Linked DNA regions of Homo sapiens: region 2 is linked to region 1. The links are chromatin contacts, found by Hi-C or POLR2A ChIA-PET in ENCODE. All regions are on one chromosome and are shown on one strand. The core of a region is the stretch at or near the end of the contact, and the rest is flanking DNA. Distances in the headings are between cores, read along the strand shown.

The links. Hi-C counts contacts between places; a loop is a spot of excess contacts on that map. ChIA-PET counts read pairs that join two places held with the same protein, here RNA polymerase II (POLR2A). Pooled maps may share reads with other maps.
Region 2: a map of naive thymus-derived CD4-positive, alpha-beta T cell shows a loop between it and region 1 (4-fold over the local background). The contact joins two enhancer-like sites. A Hi-C loop is called at or near these places in 2 of 168 maps with a recorded cell type or tissue (naive thymus-derived CD4-positive, alpha-beta T cell and posterior vena cava) and 3 of 50 pooled maps. POLR2A ChIA-PET finds 5 or more read pairs at or near these places in 1 of 52 experiments (T-cell).

What each region holds. Positions count from the first base shown.
Region 1 is chr5:141,602,917-141,606,686 of GRCh38, reverse strand. The region is part of intron 1 of DIAPH1 (diaphanous related formin 1); the gene reads left to right. Among named protein-coding and RNA genes, the nearest start is that of DIAPH1, 14 kb to the left of the region's middle. RefSeq lists an enhancer at 972-1,051. Within about 2 kb of position 2,191, at least 26 of the 41 ENCODE cell types and tissues checked have a DNase peak (open chromatin) inside an H3K27ac peak, as active enhancers do.
Region 2 is chr5:143,007,314-143,011,313 of GRCh38, reverse strand. All of the region lies in intron 11 of ARHGAP26 (Rho GTPase activating protein 26), which reads right to left. Among named protein-coding and RNA genes, the nearest start is that of ARHGAP26-AS1, 140 kb to the right of the region's middle. RefSeq lists an enhancer at 1,360-2,559. Within about 2 kb of position 2,118, at least 8 of the 41 ENCODE cell types and tissues checked have a DNase peak (open chromatin) inside an H3K27ac peak, as active enhancers do.

The DNA.
Region 1 (3,770 bases), core at 942-3,441:
CTTTTATTATTAAAAATGAAAGCAGGCACTTTGGGAGGCCGAGGTGGGCAGATCACCTGAGGCCAGGAGTTCAAGACCAGCCTGGCCAACATGGTGAAACCCCGTCTCTACTAAAAATACAAAAATTATCCAGGCGTGGTGGTGCCCAGTTGTAGTCCCAGCTACCCGGGAGGCCGAGGCAGGAGAATTGCTTGAACCCAGGAGGTGGAGGTTGCTGTGAGTCGAGATTGTGCCATTGCACTCCAGCCTGGGCGACAGAGCGAGACTCTGTCTCAAAATAAATAAATAAATAAAAATGAAAGCAGGATTTGACTCAGTGCCCTTAGGGATTGTTACATACATTTAAAGTGAATAATTGCTAAGTTCCCATATTATTTGAATCTATTAATATGATCTTTAATGGCTACAGAAAGGTTTACATTGAGTATTAAATGAAGAGAACAAGGAAGAGTTTTCAAGTCCTCAGGGTATGTCTGGATATCCACAAAAAGTACTAGTGGCAGTAGGAGTGCACCATTTTTTTCATAAGCACATATACTCCCACCCAGAGCTATAAGAATTCCTTCAGTTCCTTCATTTGGCAATAGAAGCAAAATAGTTTTGGACTATTCTAAAATTATTTCATTTTGCATGGGGCCTAGAGGGATATTTTTAGTTTTCTTAGTTTTTGTGAAAGATGTGTGTCAGGCTTAGAGGTCTCTAGTGATTTCTTTCTTGATTCTTGTATTTTTAAAAGATGGGAGTTGGTCTTAGTTGGCAGCTCTTTGCATCCGCCAGGGCTGTTCGTTACTTACTTCTAGGTCTGTGGGTGACGTCTGTTTCCTGTGATTGAAACCGCAAGAAGAAGTGGTGAGAAGCCACTGTAGGATATGTATTATCAGGCAAGCAGCAGGCATTGGGCTGCCCTCAAAAAGAGCAGTAGTACCTAAGTATAGTCTTTAAGGAGTCGGAAGAGACCCTAGAAATGATCTGACCCAGCCTCTTAAAATTAGGAGGACACTGAGGCCTAGTGGTATTAAGTTGCTCAAAGTCGTGTAATTAGATGACCTAGGTTTTAGACTCCACTAATATTCTTCTCAGTATTCTTTCTCACATTGCATTGTCATACCTAAACTTTGTAACTGTGCCTTGTCAGGAGTGTTTCCTTAAGCAAAATACCACTGGAGAAGAGTAAATACTGATAGGCATTTTGCCTATGGTAATTGGATGATGATGTTTTGCTTTTAGATGATGTGCTAATGATTTTTTGTGTGTGCTTTTTTTTTGAAAACACATATATATTTTTGAAACAATACGTAAGAACCCTAAATTTCTATTTTTCATTTTTATTTTACAGTCTTTGTATATTTTAGTCATTATCTCTATGCACAAATATTTTTACAACATTGCCTTTATAGTTTACAGATGTTTTTTGCTTTTAAAATAGTGTCATAAAAATTTTCCAGCTTTCTAATCTTTGAAAATTGCCACCTTAATTTGAAATGGAAATGTATGTGTATTCTAAAAGTGATAGTTTTTTTCTAAGAAAATACAAATGTATATAAAAAGAGTAAAACAGTCCCATACTTTGTTTTTCAGAAATTAATTTTTTTTAATGGTTAGAACCAAAGAGAACAGTACATGATATATGGAAGTTTCTTTAGATCCTAAGTACTTTGGCATGAAATTCTGTGTGTGTTTGTGTTAGAACATAGTTCAACACAAGTACAATTGCTAGAAGTATCAGAACAACCTTATTTTAACACTTATATTTCTGGTGGTAGAGAAATAATAAGATTTCATCTTCATGCTCATCTCCCCTCCTCCCTAAGATTTTTTCAAAATCTTATTCTGAATGTGTACCGGGCCAAAAAATATTTTCTGTGGTTTCGTAGGATCAAGTCTGGCTTATTGAGTAGTAGTATAATTTTTGGATTAGTTAAGCGGTTGTCAGTAGGGGTAGGATTATTTCTGGGTATTCAGGAGTGGTGTGAGGATACAAAAAAGAGATTATTTAGAAATGAAAGGACTTTAGGAATGGGATTTAAAACAAGGTGTCCTCATACTTGGTGCCTGTATGTAGAAGCGGTAGCAGTTGCAGAAACTTCCTGCTGTCTGCTAGGCTTTGGGTGTGTCACACACATGCCCACCCTTGAGGAAGAGTAGATGTCCTGCTACTCACATCATAACATGGGAGGAGAAGACAGTTGCTACGGCGATTGGGAAACAGCATTCCTGAGTCACTGACTATTTCTAAATGAATGGACAACACCCCTTTTTTTAAAGGAGTGATCATAGTCTTCTCTAAGCTTAGGCAGCAGAGGGAGAGGCCTAGTAAGAAAGGAAGAGCAAGTATCAATATTTGAAGCTTGAGAAATATGTTGAAATTTTGGAAAAATTGGTTAACATTATGTTTTGTTTCCTGTATATGTATTCAAAAGTTGTATTGGAACCTTAGAATGTTTGAAAGGAAGGAAGCTTTGCTTACTGTTCTGTCACCAAATGACAGACTATGCATGCTGGCTTTCACCTTCTGAACAGCAGAAGATACCGGTGTGCCTGCTACACCTTGTGATACTTGATAGGAAAGTAGGACTTCCAGACTCTGAGCACTTTCTCTGTTGGCAGCTTGTTTGCCCAAACCATGTGTGCTTTATAGTGCAAGGACTGGCAGTTTGTATGGATGGACTTGGAGGAATGCAGCATCCTCAGCCCGGTTTCTACCTGTTCTGCTGTGCTGGAATAGTGATACCAGCGTGGCCTTTCCTCCTTCCCTCTGGGCTATCAACTACCTAGGATGCCGGCTGCCAGTTGCAGGGCTTTAGGATGAGCTGAGCTGTAGGCAAAAAGTTACTTTTTCCCTTTCCCCAAGGTACTTGCCTTCTTGAACTATTAGAGAAGTGATACTTTGGACCTGTTAGAGGATCCAATTCTAATATTAAGATAGTTTTCCCCTCATTTTAATTATAATTGGGAAATAAGGTTTATTGGAAAGCAGACTCACCAACAGTTTTAGACAGTTGTGCAGGACATTAAGTTAGTTGCTTTACATTTATAAGTAAATTATTTCAAATTTATAAGCAAATTATTGAAATACAGAATGGACTACAGTTACTACTGTTCTTTATACGGCATTTCTAACTTGTGCTTGACACTGGCCACTGCCTAGAATCTTTCATTGTTCCCGGGTGGGGTTAGGAAAAAGATGCTGATTTTGGAAGGCAGGGGTAGATTGATAGAACTCTTTTAATTAGGAATAAAAGATATTGGACTGTCTTTTACTATGTTTCCTTTGTTGGCTGTTGTATGAATTCTAACAAGTTTATTATTTATTTATGTTTTCTCAGCTTTATTGAGGTATAATTGACATACAAATTGTTTATGGTATACAACATGATGTTTTGATATATGTATACATTGTGGAACTAATGAGTTTAACTCTCCAGTGCTTAGTTTAGCTGTGGGGCTGCTGAGGCACTCTGAACCAAATGGAGGAGCTGCTACAGTCTTACCTAATCCTTCAGCACTTTTTCCTCAGTGGTCATGGAGAACATGAGCCTATCATTTCCATTTCTGGGGACTGCTAGGTAATCTTCAGCCTTCTTTCCCTTAAACACATTTAGCTTTTCTAGGTTTATAGTTTATATTTTTAAATTCCTGGTCATTTTGTGCCCCTCTTCTAGACTTCCTTTCCTCTGAGGTACCCTTTTTCTTTCCTTTATTTTCTTTTTGAAGTGGGTACTCCAACTCTACACAACGCCTGTGTAGGCTGCAGGCACCAATAAGTGGTG
Region 2 (4,000 bases), core at 869-3,368, 1.4 Mb before region 1:
AAAAAAAAAAGCGGGGGTTTATTGTGGACTTTAGGCGAGGAAATGCCTCTCGGAAGAGATGACGTTTGCGCCAGGCCTGAATGATGAGGGGTACCTCCTTGGGAAGACGTGGGGGCTAGTGCCAACAGAAAGTACAGGTCCTTGGAAGGTGAAAAGTCATTGCATTTGAAGGAAGAAGGCCAGTGTGATTAGCAATCAGTGCAATGCAGAGAGGGGTAGGAGATAAGGATAGGGCAGAGGGGCAGCAATCCGATCCTGCAGAGCCTTGTGACCTGTGAGTGAAATGGGTCACAGTGTAATAGCTAAGACCAGCAATCCATGCTGACCGGCATTCACTAACCTTGGAAAGTTGGGCAAGGGAAGTGCAGAAGAGAAGACCACACTTTGGCAAGTATTTTTCTTCAGCCATCCTTGATCCCTGCATTTCTCCTAGTAAATTCAAACATTCTATCCAAGGGAACCTTGCTTCTATTTATAGCTGGCAAAATCCAGAAGGAATAGTAAAATGCAGGACTTCCAGCCCTCCTTCATTAGGAGATGAATTTGTGCCAAATTACTCTCTTTCAAGGTTTCCTGGGTCTCGGGAGACCCCTTCCTGGAACACCCAAGCATTCCCTGAATTGGAGAAGGATAATCAATGAGTCAAAGGCACCAGAAACATGTACTCACCTGCTCCTCTGAGGCCAGGCTGTTAATCTCTGTCTGGTTTGGGTTAATGAGCCAAAGAGAATGAGTTTTGAAATGAAGCTAACAAATCCTGCTTACCAGGACTTTGTGACTACAGGGCCCAACAAAGAAGGCCCAGGGTGGGGAAGCAACCAGATGGTGGCTCAGTCACAGCACTAAGCAGGAATGGTTTTGTTTACCTAGCACTTACCAAGCACCACACATGGCAACATCTAATCCTTGCAACCACCATATGGATGAGGTCTAGTATTATTCACATTTTAGAGATATGGAACCTGAGACCCAGAGTGGTTACACAGTTTGTCTAAGGACACAGAGCTGGTCAGTGGTGTACTATTCTATCTTGCCTCTAAAAGGATGTTCCAATACCCTTTTACCTTTCTAGGCAGTGGCAAATGTATATCACTACCAAGTCACTCCAGTGGTTGGTATTATGGTTCATAAATACCTTCTATACTGACAGAAGCAAAGAGCATGCAATTCACCCTTTAGAAATGGTCAGTCTGCTCTGGGCTATCCTTCTTCTACAGATCTCACAGTTGCCCACTAGCATCAGACTGAGGTTCAGAGGCAAGAGCAATGTCCTGAAAGATCACTTTGACCATAGCTTTGTCTTATGATTAGCAATCTCAAATTTATATGCTTTCAGGTAAGCCTCTTGAGAGCATCTACCTTAATACAATAGAACTCAACTCTCCAGGAGCAACCCAAGCGGACAAGGGGCACTAAATGCCTGATCTGTGGCTCCTCAGAAGACTGAAACAGTTAATGCACCTTCAACAACCCAACTGAAGCTAAGCTCTATCTGAGTACTCTAAAACTTGGGAACATTATCTCCTTTGGGTTTCTATACTTTGATGTAGGTATAGTCTAGTTTCTACTGACCATTGTATATGAAGATTTGTTAAAGATCCGTGCCAACAAGTATCTATTTTCAAGTATATGCTTCTGAAGAAGAGAAATTACATGTGTTTACTTTATCTTATCACGGTCCATCTAAGAATCATTAAAGAATAATTATGACAGATAGAAATTAATAATGATGATGATGACAAAACCCCTGCCATGTGCCAGACATCATGCCAAGCATTCTGTGTGCATTGTCTTATTCGGTTCTCATACCAGCCTAATTATTCCTTTCACAGAGATGAGAAAACTGAGGCATTAGAGAAGTTAGGTCACATGGCCAAGGTCAGACAGCTGGAAATGGGCAGAGTCCAGACAGGAACTCCCACGGTCTGTCTCCAGAGCCCAAGCACTTAACCACTAACCACATGATCAATAAGTCATTGTGATGACGATGATGACAATGACGACGATGATGATGCTGACGATGATAAAGGTGAGATGTTGTGGGCAGCTGGGCAGGTGAATCACCGGAAGGAAGAACTTGCCCTGAGTCAGAAAGAAAATGAAACTGGGAACAGCCTTCTGATTCTAGCCTGGAGTATTTACCACCAACCCATGCAACCAGCTGGCATCTAGTATAGAAGTAACACTTCATATTCTCTCTGAACCACAGGGTTCGATCCTGACGATAAACACCAGGGGGGGAGAGTAGCTCTTTGATACAAATCACAGGGCACTGCAATTCTGAGTCCTTACCCAGAAGCTGCAATGAAAGTACAATTTAATAAATCAAAGGAGGGCGAGGAAAGCCTTCATATGCTTCCTCTGCACCAAGATGTGATTTTGCAATAAATTCTGTTCACTGCTGAGCCAGTTCAGTTTACATGTCCCTACAGAATTAACAGAGAATACACAGAGTCATCTGGATTCCCAGAATTTTTCTATGAGTACCTTTATTACCATTATCCAAGCCATACTGAGAAAACAGAGAGGCTTGTTTTTCAAATGTAGATATTAAAGACATAAGTAAAGCAAAAATTTGACAAAACAATCTAACTTTTCCCTTTCACACACAGCTGCATTAGAGCTTAGCCATACCACACTTTGGATCAAAATCTGGACAAAATAAAGATGCTGGGGAAATAGGTTCATAAGGAAATTTGTTTAAAACTGATGCTCCTCTCTAAACTGCACCATCTTTACCCAAATGCACATCCAAACTCTATGATCCCCTGAGGTTTTCTCCAAGTCTCCTCCCACCTGGCTGTTCCCCTGATGTACCAATGTGGAGACACACTGAATAAGGCAATGTGTCAACATCTTAAAACAACAGGCTGGTTCTACACCATCGAATATCATCTCATCTCCTCTGCATGACAAAGTGGGTCCACCATCACTAGAATCAAAACAGCTTGCTCTTTTGAATTGTGTCTGTCAGTGGCGACAGATTTGTAGTAATCTACTGCTTAGGTTCAAAGTCCAACTTTACTGTTTATTGGCTAACATGCACATCAGTTATCATCCCTAGACCTCAGTCTTGCCATCTGAAAAAGGGGGATAGTAACACTCTCCACCACTTAGGATTGTTGTAATAATTAAATGGAATCATAGATATACAATATTCAACACAGCACTGAATGTAAATTCTATGGCCTATTGAACATTCTATAAGGATTAACTTTCATCTTCATCACTGTCATTTTCCTCCTTCCTTCTCTTCCCACTTTGTGTTTAAAAAAACAAAACAAAAAGCCTCTTCTGGTGATGGAAATGTATCCCCTATGGGATAAATGGCTAAGGATGGGAAATGTCATTTGAGGGACCCTGTGGCATTGGTCTTGTTGGCAATGTAATATAACCAACTGAAACTAATTAAGAGATGAAGGGAAAGGAAAGGAGACAATCTAAGGTCAACGTTTAAATCAATGGTTCTTAATCTTTTTTAAAACAGCAATCAAACATAAAAATAGCCACCTGCCACCAACCACTTTTTCACTATCAATTATGTGCCAAACACCATACTAAGCGTTTAAACGAATGATTTTATTTCATCCTCAAGCCTATGGGGTACTACACCTGCCTCTATTTCATAGCATCATATGGGTTAATTAACTTTCCAAAGGTTACATACTAGCAAATTACAGAGCCAGGATTCGATTTAGGCAGAGCACAGTAGAGTCTGTACTCAGCCACAACTTCATACAACTTCTCCACCCAGTCCTGCTTTCCAGAGGAAAAACAGCCTGCCAATTAACAAAGAACTCAAAAGAGGCTAAGCAGTAATTAAAATGGCAACAATGCAACCATTATGTAATAACAAAATTTCCACCCAATTTAAGCATAACAGGAATTCTACAAACTTCCAATTAATACAAGTGTGGCAGTAATTAAAAACCACAACCAGCTTGAGACATTTTAGGATGCCCAAAAAACAACCCTCCTAAAACCTATCAGCACATACAGA